Regions from separate parts of the Homo sapiens genome. Here regions 2 and 3 are each linked to region 1. The links are chromatin contacts, found by Hi-C or POLR2A ChIA-PET in ENCODE. All regions are on one chromosome and are shown on one strand. The core of a region is the stretch at or near the end of the contact, and the rest is flanking DNA. Distances in the headings are between cores, read along the strand shown. Region 1 has its middle 60 kb from the start of ZNF621. Region 2 overlaps ULK4 (unc-51 like kinase 4). Region 3 has its middle 64 kb from the start of ULK4.

What was found. Hi-C counts contacts between places; a loop is a spot of excess contacts on that map. ChIA-PET counts read pairs that join two places held with the same protein, here RNA polymerase II (POLR2A). Pooled maps may share reads with other maps.
Region 2: a loop to region 1 is called in a pooled map, with 3 times the contacts of the local background. The contact joins two enhancer-like sites. A Hi-C loop is called at or near these places in 1 of 168 maps with a recorded cell type or tissue (heart right ventricle), 6 of 37 single-sample maps with no recorded cell type and 6 of 50 pooled maps.
Region 3: a map of posterior cingulate gyrus shows a loop between it and region 1 (7-fold over the local background). The contact joins two enhancer-like sites. A Hi-C loop is called at or near these places in 1 of 168 maps with a recorded cell type or tissue (posterior cingulate gyrus) and 4 of 50 pooled maps. POLR2A ChIA-PET finds 5 or more read pairs at or near these places in 1 of 52 experiments (activated CD4-positive, alpha-beta T cell).

What each region holds. Positions count from the first base shown.
Region 1 is chr3:40,582,675-40,587,145 of GRCh38, forward strand. It overlaps the pseudogene RPL5P10. Among named protein-coding and RNA genes, the nearest start is that of ZNF621, 60 kb to the left of the region's middle. RefSeq lists an enhancer at 1,284-1,784. Within about 2 kb of position 2,042, at least 6 of the 41 ENCODE cell types and tissues checked have a DNase peak (open chromatin) inside an H3K27ac peak, as active enhancers do.
Region 2 is chr3:41,690,004-41,694,152 of GRCh38, forward strand. The region is part of intron 27 of ULK4 (unc-51 like kinase 4); the gene reads right to left. Among named protein-coding and RNA genes, the nearest start is that of ULK4, 270 kb to the right of the region's middle. Within about 2 kb of position 1,333, at least 2 of the 41 ENCODE cell types and tissues checked have a DNase peak (open chromatin) inside an H3K27ac peak, as active enhancers do.
Region 3 is chr3:42,023,794-42,028,023 of GRCh38, forward strand. It overlaps a transcript of TRAK1 not described here. Among named protein-coding and RNA genes, the nearest start is that of ULK4, 64 kb to the left of the region's middle. RefSeq lists an enhancer at 545-1,463. Within about 2 kb of position 1,397, at least 30 of the 41 ENCODE cell types and tissues checked have a DNase peak (open chromatin) inside an H3K27ac peak, as active enhancers do.

The DNA.
Region 1 (4,471 bases), core at 792-3,291:
GCCCTCCTGTAGCTCCCAGCTACATACAGGAATAACCTCTGCCAACCCTTCCAGGAGGAGGAAGCTCTAGTGGGTCAGACAAGCCAGGGTGGACCTGGATCCATAGCTCAGTGACACCTCCTTGGGCCTGTCACCCCACCCCGGGCCCCATCGGCACCTCTGGCCAAATCACACTGGAATGATACAGTTGGCTCCTTTCCTTGGCCACCCAGGGGAGGGAGTGGGGCCAGAAGGGAACTTCTCCTCCCAGAACAAACCCAAAGGCAAGTATTTAGACCTGTAGACAGGTCTCAAGTCCCAGTTTCCAATGCAGCAAGTTTGGGTCCCTGAAGACAGGGGTGGTCATGTGCAGATGAAAAGCAATCAGGGAATCAGCCAAATCTTTGCTGAGCGTGTTACAGCTGACTCTATGTGGGAAGACAGGACAGTGGTGAACAACTGCCTGGGGAAGTAAACGTCATAGGAATACACAGGTGGGGGTGAGGTGGGAGCTCAGAGCAGGGGCATGCAGGAGAGGGAGGACGTTGCAAGAGTTGTCTGACAAGTCCGAGTCAGCCACATGAAGAAGGGGTAGAAGATTTTCCAGGCAAGGGAGCAGCTTGTGCAAAATCACAGAGGTGGGGCTGGGCACGGTGGCTCACGCCTGTAATCTCAGAACTTTGGGAGGCCGAGGCGGGTGGATCACCTCAGGTCAGGAGTTCAAGACCAGCCTGACTAATATGGTGAAACCCCGTTTCTACTAAAAATACAAAAATTACCTGGGCATGGTGGCACATGCCTATAATCCCAGCTACTTGGGAGACTGAGGCAGGAGAATCTCTTGAACCTGGGAGGCAGAGGTTGCAGTGAGCTGAGGTTGCGCCACTGCACTCCAGCCTGGGTGACAGAATGAGATTCTGTCTTAAAAACAAAAAACAAAAAACAAAAAAAACTCCAGAGGTGGAAGACAGCAAAGCAGCTTTGCCTTGCTTGAGAGGTAAGTGGGCCACTTAGGAGGGTTCAGAAAAGGAAGGAAAACCCAAAGGTACACTACAGAGTCTTAAACTAACAACGCTGGCAGAAAACCAAACGCCCTCAGGAGTGTCTGGTCGTTCCTGTGACAGCCAGGACTAGGCAGGCCAGAGGGCCCAGATGAGCGCTGGCCTTGCCTGTAGCAGCAAGGCTGGAGGTCCTTCACACTAGATTAAACACAGATCACTTGGAAGGCCCTTGCATGCCCAGCCCCCTCTGAAGGTCACTGATCCTGAGTGTCTGGCACTGAGTTGTAGCTGCGGCCAAATGGGAAGTGCCTGGTCAGAGGTTATGTTGGCATGGTGTTTACAGAGTCAGTCCCTGTGTGCGGAGACACAACCCAAAGCGGCCAGGGCTGGTGGAGAAATGCAGGGCCATCAGGAGATTCCAGAGGCCATAGTGTGATCAGGATGTTTCTCGCTCTACAAATTTTCCTGAGCCCTGGCTCAGGGCCTGGTACTCTGCAGGGGCCTGGGATCAAGAAGCCTCTCCTAACTGCCCAGCAGGGGTAAAGACCCCTGATCCAGGACCACACCCAGCTTGAGGGATGGGAAGATACCTCCTGCCGCCCTACTCCTAGCTTGGCCCTATGGGCCGGGTGTCTTCTGGGCTGGTATGGTCCAGTTTGGGTACTGGAGCTGCAGTTCTATCATTCCATCTTCCCTGAGGAGAGGATCTTGGTGTTGATGGCCAACCGCACATAGGGCCATGGAAGGAGCACCAGTGTCCAATACCAAAACTGGATAAGCCAGTTGCATCCAATGGGTAAATCTCTTAACTTCTCAATTTTTCACCTGTGAAAGGGATTGACGTCTCTACCTTGCAGGGTTAATGGTTGAACGGGACAATGTGTAACGCTGAGGCCCAGGCCCAGCTCAGTCTTCCAGCTATAGCCTGGCACCTTGTAGAGGAGCATTCTCCTGCCACCCTGAGCTGGATGGACAGAAAAAGTCTCCACTGATGAGCAGAGGCCTGGCTGAGCCATTGGCCCCCGGACTTGGCTTGCTTTCTGGCCAGCCTGAGGCTCATGGCCTGCAGGGGGCAGCAGCGGGACGCACCGCCTAGGCCAGGTCTCCTGGCCCGGCTGCTTGGCTCTCTCTGCAGAGTCTGGGATGGAAAGTTCTCCTTTGCGCAGTGAATGCAGCTTGGGTCGATTTGTTTTTAAATGGGTAATGTTTGCAGTTCTTTTATACAAGCCCTTCACATCTGGCATTCAAAGAAGATAATCAGTCTAGACTATCAGACCCGATAGCAGCTTGTATGAAATTTGGGCCCGACTTTGCAGTAAAAGTGCCTCCCTGCTCCACGCCGGCGCTCCCTCCCTCTCCCTCCTTCTCTTCTTGTGACCTTTTATCTCAGCGGGAGCCCTGACTAGAAAGAGGGTTCTGGAAATGTGGTGTGTTTCTCATTAAGTTTCTGCAGCATAAAAGTCACGTGATGCAAAGCTTTTTTTTTCCCCTGTCTCCTGTCTTTCCCCTACGTAACTACAGTAACTCCTGCTGCTTAGGTTCCATTTAATTTGAGATGATTGAAGGCCGAAATCTTGTTGATACGAAGATTAAAAAAAGTCTGTTTCTAGGGTGCTGGTGGTATGTTTGGTTCATTTTTCCTTGGCAGTATGTTTTCCTTGGTGGTATGTTTGGTTCATGTTTCCTTGGTCAAACAATTCCCAATAAAATCGGTCCTCTGCTAGGGACCAAACAGCCCCTTTTCTTTTCTCTTTGCACATCTGTAAATTTCTTTCTTTAAAACTTGAGGCTCTGACTTGGGAGATTTTCATGCTGGGTGGCCAGACTTCTGAGAGGGCCCAAAGGAACCTTGTGGGGCTGTGAGGAGTCTCAAAGCACTAGGAGGGCCACTGCCGTGAACAGCTGCTCTCTTCCCTGCATCTGTTGAGAGACTCTCATCTGAGCCCGGTGGTCTGTGGCAACAAATGGAGACAGAGAGCAAGAGAGAGCGAGAGGTAACGAGAGAGAGAGAGAGCACCATAGGTTCTGACAACTGCTCGAGTCTCCTTTATCTTCTCCTGGGACCAGAGGCTGCAAGCCCTACACTACCTCTCTCAGTATAAAGCCACAGGTTAAAGTTTGTGCAGCTGATGTCTCAAAATAGGCCCCCAGCTTCATGCCTAAAGCACAGTTTCATGAGAGCATGAATTGAGTCACACTTGTGCAAGTGAGCGTTACAGTCACATTGTTGGTGCAGACCAAAGGTCCCTCCCTACCCACTGCTCTACAATGCTCAGCCACTGGCCTCCTCTTCCCTTGGGCCCCTCAGCATGGTCTTCAGCAGCTGGGGGAGGGGCCAGCCTTGCATCTTCCTTTGAAGAACAATGGGGTCCTGGAGTTCAGGGGTCAGTATCATCACTGCCTCATAGTCTTTGAGGGGCAGACTTGCCCATTGGGAGGCAGATCCTCAGGTGATGGCTGTCTCAATACCTGGCTTTTTGCTGACTTTTGTCCTTCCCTTCCCCTCCTGCAGCATCATTTCACCCTCTATTACCAACATTCACAGAAGCCTTTACGATTCAGCCCCACCCGCTTAAGCTTTAGTTCTGAACAACAGAAGAGAAACGAGGAGAAGAGGTATCCATTTCTAGTCTGACTGCCATGAACTCCCTGGGAGACCCTGGGGAGTCCCATCCACCATCTGCGCTTGTCCTTGTCTTCACAATCTGGGGTGGATTTGAGGTTTGCTCAACTCCCTTCCAAGTCAAAGAGTTTGTAGTAGGGGTCAGGAAACAATTGCCTGGAGAAGTCTGCTTTTCTTTCCTTCTTTTTCTCTTTTAGCAGCTTAGTCAATAAATTTATTGTCTTTATCTGAAAAATTCTCATAGAAAATTTCTTGGTTTAGCTCTCAGCAGCCTGTTCTCAAGCTCTGATGAAGCTTGCCTTCTTTTGAGCTACCCAGTGTTTCTTCTGGGCAAGAGACGTTTTGGGACAATTCCACTTTTTCTCTTTAGCTTCTTTCTTGGGCTTCTTTTCATAACCTGGATTCTCTCATATAGCAACGTGGGCTTTCTTACACATCTCCTCCATCATGTATGGAGTTATGCTGTTCTTTATGTATTGAGAAAACTGTTTCTTGTAAGATCTTCAGCTTCTTCCATTAGGTAATGCATGTAATCTGCAACATTCTGACCCATGATGTGCTTCCTATGTACTTCTGCATTAGATGCCTTGCTTTCAGAATCATAAGCAGGGAATCTGTTATTGTGTACTGTGAGAGATGGAGAGGCCTCCATTCACAGCCCCCTTCAGAGCCCCCAAAACTTTATTACTAGTGGTGGTTCTGGCAAGGCCTGCCTTCAAATAGCAGGTAAAATCACCCAGCTGACCATCAATGTTTTCCACGTTGTGTTCATCTCTGGTCACCTCCACTTGGCCTTCATAAATCTTGACCATGCCAGACTTACTGAGAAGCCTGCAGGCCAGCAGCAAGCCAGTACAATATGCTGTAG
Region 2 (4,149 bases), core at 83-2,582, 1.1 Mb after region 1:
CGGCACTATTCACAATAGCAAAGACTTGGAACCAACCCAAATGTCCAACAATGATAGACTGGATTAAGAAAATGTGGCACATATACACCATGGAATACTATGCAGCCATAAAAAATGATGAGTTCATGTCCTTTGTAGGGACATGGATGAAATTGGAAATCATCATTCTCAGTAAACTATCGCAAGAACAAAAAACCAAACACCGCATATTCTCACTCATAGGTGGGAACTGAACAATGAGAACACATGGACACAGGAAGGGGAACATCACACTCCGGGGACTGTTGTGGGGTAGGGGGAGTGGGGAGGGATAGCTTTAGGAGATATACCTAATGCTAAATGACGAGTTAATGGGTGCAGCACACCAGCATGGCACATGTATACATATGTAACTAACCTGCACATTGTGCACATGTACCCTAAAGTATAATAATAATAAAATTAAAAAATAATAATAATTTTTAAAAAAGAAAAAAAAAACTTTTCTCACAGGCCTTCTTCCTTCACAAGCTCTGGGCTCCTATTCTGCTGCCTAACTTTTTGGCTTCTAGGCAGCCCTCCTCTTTGTTTCTGCCTCCTTTCCTCTTTTCTTAGCTCTCCCACCAACCAATACATTTTTATTTCTTATGCAGACAAATTTTAGCTACTCTGCTACCCCCATCCCCTTTCTTCATCCAGGGTTCTACGCCACTCCCCAGTCCTACCTACAAAAGAAAGAGAAGCTCAATACAGACCATCCATGGCCTCATAGTTATAGAAAGGCCAGGCATATGTTTCCAGGTAACTGCTTTTCTGTCTTCAACCAGACCACCTTTCCAGGACAGAGCACCTATATGCAAAAGGGGGGTACTTCCCTCATAATCCAAGCTCATAATGTTATAGCAGGTAGTCAGGCAGACATGAGCAGGGCAGGAGAGGGCACCCCACCCCAACCAGGAACATCAGGCAACATCAGGTGATAGGCGGTTGTTAACTGTCTCTCTAAAATTATTGGTCACAGTCAGTGCTAGGGAAAGGCAGTCTCCCTAGATAGAAACACCTGAAACTGGTGATCAGAAGCTTCCTCGTAAGATCTAAGGAGTTAGGTGACTGGGCTCAACATGTGCACTAAGAGGCAAAATGGCAGAGTTTGGTATATGACCTTCTAGGAACATTCTAGTGGTAAAGGAAGAACTGCCTCAAGTGAGCATGTGTATAACTCCAGTAAACACAGTGCACATGCAGCCCCTGCCAAGTTCTGGAGGCCCCTGCACATACGAACAACCCACCCCAAGGGAAGCATCAGGGGGAAAGAGATGCAGACCCTGGAAGCATGCCAACATATAAAGCCCCAAGTCCAAGGTCAAACCACAAACTTGAGTCTCTCAAGTTGCCCACTTGGCCCTCTTCCAACTGTACTTTACTTCCTTTTGTTCCTGCTATAAAACTTTTAAATAAACTTTCACTCCTGCTCTAAAACTTGCCTTGAGTCTGCCTATGCCCCCGAGTCAAATTCTTTCTTCTGAGGAGGCAAGAACTGAAACTGTGGCAGACCCATACGGATTTGCCACCACTAACAATACCTCCCCCAAAGATGGGAAATTCTCTCTTCCAAATATCCATTTTAAACAGTATTATCTATTTATTTATTTCCTTTAACATCCATTGATTTTTATCTAAAGTAGTGGCTAAATTGTCTTAGGACCTGAGAAATTTCAAACCCGTTAACACACCAACACAAAGAATGAGTTAATACTACACTTATTGATTAATCATGTTACAGGATGTTTGGAGAGTGCAGTCTGATACATGATGAACCTCAATCTGCATTTTGAGAAATCAAATTAAAATTGTACGCTTTAATGACAACCCAACACCAAACAGCAACAATGCAGCAAGACAATAAAGAACAACAACAAAAAAGGACAAAGCCCTAAAAATTATCTTCATCAAATCACTTCTTTTTTTTTTTTTTTTTTTTTTTTTTGAGACTGAGTCTCGCTCTTTCACCCAGGCTGGAGTGCAGTAGTGCGATCTCAGCTCACTGCAAGCTCTGCCTCCTGGGTTCACGCCATTCTCCTGCCTCAGCCTCCCAAGTGGCTGGGACTACAGGCGCCCACCACCGCCCCCGGCTAATTTTTTGTATTTTTAGTAGAGACGGAGTTTCACCGTGTTAGCCAGGATCGTCTCGATCTCCTGACCTCGTGATCTGCCCGCCTCGGCCTCCCAAAGTGCTGGGATTACAGGCGTGAGCCACCGCGCCGGCCCATTAAATCACTTCTAATTCATAGTGAGAAAACCACGACGACACAATCTGACACAGTATATGACAGCAAACATGTTCTAAACCTTTGAGTGGGCATGGCTTTGCTCACTGGTACGGGGTCACCTTATTAAAATAGAGACTGAATCATTGAGACAATAGACAATGAGTACCTTTTTGCTGCTGTGGAGTTGGATAATTTGCTCACCAATGTTCTGCCCTTCCAGAATCTTCCACAGAATTTATACATATACGTTATATATTTATATATACTACTATATGCTACATATTTTATGACATATATAATATATATTTAATGGTATTAAAATAAATACCATTGCACCCTAATCAAGCTCCTCTGTACCAGTGATCTCTATTATAAAATTCTATCAGTCATTATTTATTTTAGTGTAGGGATAATATATGGAATAATCCAAGGAATTTTAATAATTAATACTAGTAATATTGATTTCTTAAAGACATTCACTTGTGCTAAAGTTCATTTGACAATGTGCTCTGAAAGCAGAGACCTACTGAACTTTTTGAAAATGGAAATTCCTAAGTCTGGTGACTTTTATTTCGTTGCTCAAAAACTAGGACCCCCACCCATTTTTTTAAAAATGTGTGAATACATATGCACATTAGCTTCTGTGTATGTCAGTTTCTCTGCATGTTAATGATTCTCAATGGTATGTCCCAAATGAAATCAATGTCTGTGACTTAGGAATGCTAAGACAGCTCTGGGACATTTAAGCTAAATAATAGTAAATGCATTGGAAATTCATAAATAACACTTGCATCACTAAACCTTATTTTACTTGTTCTTAAAGTTATTGTTGCCCAAGATGATGCTTTGTTTAAATCTTCTTTACAATATTAAACAGCTATAAAAATGTTAAGGAATTCCCATGGCCACATTAGGTTGGTAACACACTATTGGGAAGACTGTGTCGAAACTAGCATTCTCATGCATTGCTGGTGAGAAAGAAAAATGGTAAAAGCCTATATAAGGGATTCTGGCAGTATCTAACAGAAGTACAAGTGCATTTACTCTTTGATCCCAAAATCACTCTTCTAGCGATTAAACCAGTAAATCGCAATTTACCCTGAAGATACACCTACAACAATAGGAAACTAAATATGAACAAGGTTATTTATTGCTTATAATTACAAATATTAGCAACTACCTAGTGGGCCAAACATTGGTGGAATACTAAACTTGTCTTAATAAAGAGTGAGAAAAATCTCTAAGAACTGATATGGAGTAATTTCTAACACTCATTATTAAATGAAAAGGCAAAATGCAAAAGAACATATATAGTATGTTACATTCAGTATAAGAAGGAAAAATAAGAAAACACATGCCCACTCTACAGAAAGAAATATTAAAAGGACAAACCAGAAAACAATGAAGCTGTTTATCTACAAGAGTAATGAGAGTATGATGGAATGGCAATGGAGTAGGAGGGATATATATTTCAGGGAAGGGAGTGACACTGCTCTGAATATATCTTTTTCTATAGTTTTAACTCTTTTGGAAGCACATTCATGCTCTACATATTTTAAAAATTAGAAGCAACAAAAGAGGAAGGAGAAAAAGAAAACCTAAAATTGAAAGCAAATGGAGACAAATCAACTGTACTTCAAACGAATATTATAACCACACTAGGAGTGGGGAAGGGAGCTAATCCAAGTACCTTATGAACACAGTATTGACTATATACTCCCAGTGTTGCTTGGAGATGACAAGAGGTTGGGAAGGCAAAGAATTCTGCAAACAAATCGTGACCTCATTTGGTTTGTTTTGATACTGGTTTCAGTGAAGCAATTCCATAACAATTTATTACAGGATTAGCAAATGAGAAAATGTGCTGATGATGCTGGAAGCCAAAACTTCCACAAAGGGA
Region 3 (4,230 bases), core at 147-2,646, 1.4 Mb after region 1:
TCCAGGCTGGAGTGCAGTGGCACAGTCTTGGCTCACTGCAGCCTCCGTCTCCCGGGTTCAAGCAATTCTCCTGCCTCAGCCTCCCGAGTATCTGGGGATTACAGGCGCCTGCCACCACGCCTGGCTAATTTTTATATTTTTAGTAGGGATGGGGTTTCGCCATGTTGGCCAGGCTGGTCTCGAATTCCTGACCTCAGGTGATTCGCCCTCCTTGGCCCCCCAAAGTGCTGGGATTACAGGCGTGAGCCACCGTGACCGGCTACTCCTGAGATTTCTAAGTGGAGATGTTTAGGGCAGTGGGACGTCTGGGCCTGACACTTCGAAGAGGGATAGGAGTTTGAGGCAAGGGTTTGGGGACCATTCCTGTGTAGTGATATCCATGTGTAGGAGAACTCACAGAGGAGTAGTGACTAGAGATTGGGAGAAGACCAGAATTGCTGGGGGAGGGAGTGTTCTTTTGGTGAAGGGTAGGGTTCACAGGGTTACTCTGCTGTGAGAGGCCAAGTGAGATAGAAGCTAAAATATCTTTTGGGTTTGTTTATACATAGTAGGTATGCAGATATTTCTAGTTGTATCATTTGGTTCTTTGTTTTTCAGAAGAGATGCTGGCTTAGCCTTGTAAACATCGCAGTTGCATAAAAGTATTTATGATAGTCCTTAAAATGCTGTAATTATCTTTGAAGTTTTATAATTTTGCAGTGTTTAACTTATGGCAGCAATAGCATTGGTATTTTAAATCAAAACAGAACACTGTCAAGGGTTACATAACTTATTCATGATATTAACAAGATATAAAGCACCATGTTTTTGTGTGTAACTGTTTAACAGTAGATGAAGTTAATGATTGCCCACTTTCAGCTAATCATATGATTGCTATTGAAATAAGTACTTGCTAGACAGGGATAGAATCTAGTAATTTGTTAGCTTCAGTACTTCATGCTTGCATACACACCCATGCTATTGTGTTACCAAGCCTGAGTTTTGAAATGTGGCGTTCTTTGTCTTTTTCTGGTGAATAAACCCCATACGTCTTACCATAGCCATTTGACTCTTCCTGGCTGTCAGGATGTGTTGCCCTGGACTGAGAGTGAGAGATCCCAGATTTTTCAGCTTCTCTTCCAATTGCTAGGGATACCACATCAGTGCCAACGTGAGTCTCCTCTTGTCACTTTCTGCTAGGCTTCCCCTTAGAAGCTGAAATTCTTTCCCTTCCTGATGCTAAGTTGCAGTTTCTTAAAATGCTAGAGAGCTTTTAAAAGCATACCGTGATGGGAATTAGTTTCAAAAGATTATACCAGAGGGGGTTAAAACTTGCCAACCTTGTAAAAACCTAACTTCTTTGTTTACGTCCTCCCTGCCCCGCTTTCTGCTGTGCTTGGTTTCCTCCTAGCAATATGCCTTGGTCAGGGGGAGAGTCTTCCTGTCAGACATAACTTCCCAGACCAGCACTCCTGGAGGGGCCTGTACCTCAGACCCTGGCAACGAGGCACGCTGGGGCACGCTGGCCTTTCGTTGTGGTGTAGAAAATTTTTCATTTGGAATTCCATTTTAAAAATAAGTATAGGGTTATTTATATCTTCTTACATTAATTTTGATAAGTTGTGTATTTTAAGGGCTTTATCCACTTTATCTAAGCTACTGAATTAATTGGCACAATTATTACTCTTTCAATGTCCATAAGACCTGTAGTGATGTCCCCATATTTTATTTCTGGTATTTGCCTTTCATGTTAAGAATGTGTCTGTTCAAAGGGAGAGGGGAAGGAGAAAAGAAGAATGTGTCTGTTCAAAGGACTGCTGGATCAGGGTAACTTAGCTCAAGAAAATGAGAAGGGGTGGTTTCTGGAAGGGGAGAATGAAAGCCGTGGAGGAAATAAAGCATGAATGTGGGGGAGGGCGGGGGCGGGGACTGCTTCTCTTGCTGGCTGCCTTCTCTCTCTGGAGAATCTGCTGGAGAAGGAGCAGTCACGTGGGTGGTGAGCTCATTAGGCTGGGGACACCAGCTGTGCTATTATTAGGGCTTTTAAAGTCCGTGGCAGATGTTCTTAGGCGGTGTTCCAGCCTTGTTCACTTCCCACATATGGCATGATACTGTACACAGAAAAAAGAGGGACTCTTTAACAAATAGCTTTTCCATGAAATGCATCACTATTTTTTTCCCATGAACTTTTTTCTTTTCTTTCTTCCTCTGTCTCTGTTTCTTTGTTTCTCTCTCTGCTGTTTGTTCTTTCTTCTTTCTCCGTTTATCTTTCTCCCTCTGTCTCTTTCTTGCTTTCCTCTATTTTTCTGTATTCTCATTCTCCCTGTCTCTCCCTCCATCCCTCCTTTCTATACTTCCTTCTTTTGTCCTTTGAGGCCCTTTTTATTTAATCCTTTGTGAAACTAGAAGAGGACTCAGAGGCACATGAAGAAAGTTTGTCTATTTTAGATTAAAAGTGAGCCTTAGCATTTCATAGAAAGTATAAGAAATGTGGGTAAGTCTCAGGGTGATCATATACTAGAGAATTTTTTTGACAAGAGCCTGTTTTGAATTGCGTGGTTAGCTTGCTGCCTCTTCACTCCTCTGGCACAGTGGTAGTTTTTGTACAGGATCGCTTTTACCTCAATGGACTGATAAGCTAGCCAGGGCACCGATTATTTTTACATACCAATTTGTGTGTTGTTTGTTTGGCTAATCACCTCTTCTGCAGCTGTTATCCTGGATCTCAGTGATCAAAGAGATCAGTGATCTCTTTTTTTTTTTTTTTTTTGAGACAGAGTCTCACTCTGTTGCCCAGGCTAGAGTGCAGTGGCATGATCTCAGCTCACTGCAACCTCTGCCTCCCAGGTTCAAGTGATTCTCCTGCCTCAGCCTCCCGAGTAGCTGAGACTACAGGCACGTGCCACCACGCCTGGCTAATTTTTGTATTTTTAGTAGAGATGGAATTTCACCATGTTGGCCAGGCTGGTCTTGAACTCCCGACCTCAGGTGATCTGCCTGCCTCGGCCTCCCAAAGTGCTGGGATTACAGGCGTGAGCCACTGCGCCTGGCCAGTGATCAACTTTTGTCAGTAAGCTTCCATGTGTAGACCCTCCTTCTCCCCTCATATTTATAGTAACCCATGTCTTAGCTTGGAGTTATAGGGTATAATCAATATCAAATTTACTTAAATAACTGCTCTGGTAGACTGACTTTCTACAGGAAATGGGCTCTTATGTGAATGTAACCTCAATGTATACTCTTTAATAAAATCTCAGAATGATGCAAGCTTCATTATAGTTGTTTCCTACTGTTTATTTCAAATTTGATATTTTGATATATTTACACTAATTTTATAGCTAAGCACAAAATTAATTACCCCATCATTTTTATTTCAAAAATAATGAGATAATATGTGCATACATTAGTGGCATATCTTACTCTAATAATGGCCACAACTGTCAGAAGTACATTTTCAGAAAAGCTTTTTGGCCGGGCGTGGTGGCTCACGCCTGTAATCCCAGCACTTTGGGAGGCCGAGACGGGCGGATCACGAGGTCAGGAGATCGAGACCATCTTGGCTAACATAGTGAAACCCCGTCTCTACTAAAAATACAAAAAATTAGCCAGGTGTGGTGGCGGGCACCTATAGTCCCAGCTACTCGGGAGGCTGAGGCAGGAGAATGGCGTTAACCCGGGAGGTGGAGCTTGCAGTGAGCCCAGATCACGCCACTGCCCTCTAGCCTGGGAGACAGAGCAAGACTCCATCTGAAAAAAAAAAAAAGTAAAGCTTTTCTAATCCAGGCGTTTTTCTTCAAAATAAAGTAAATATATCTATTTTCAAAAAGTACTTTTGTATTTTAAACATTATTTAGTTGTAGAAAATATTTTTTAAAAAGCCCCAAACCTAAACTATACAGTGAGGCCAGTATGAGAATAGAGGTACTGAAATGGGTAACTAATTATTTATTAATATGTTTATTTCCCTGCGAATTCAGAGACTGGGAAAGAAAACCAGGAACAACCATTTTTCACTTCTCTAATTTTATCTGAAGGAGGGGAATCATAAAGTAGGAAGCCTTTTATCTCAATGGCAGACTCTGTTATTTTTTTTTGAGATGGAGTTTCGCTCTCGTTGCCCAGGTTGGAGTGCAGTGGTGCGATCTTGGCTCACTGCAACCTCCGCCTCCTGAGTTCAAGCCATTCTTGTGCCTTAGCCTCCTGAGTAGCTGGGATTATAGGCGCCAGCTATCATGCCCAGCTGATTTTTTG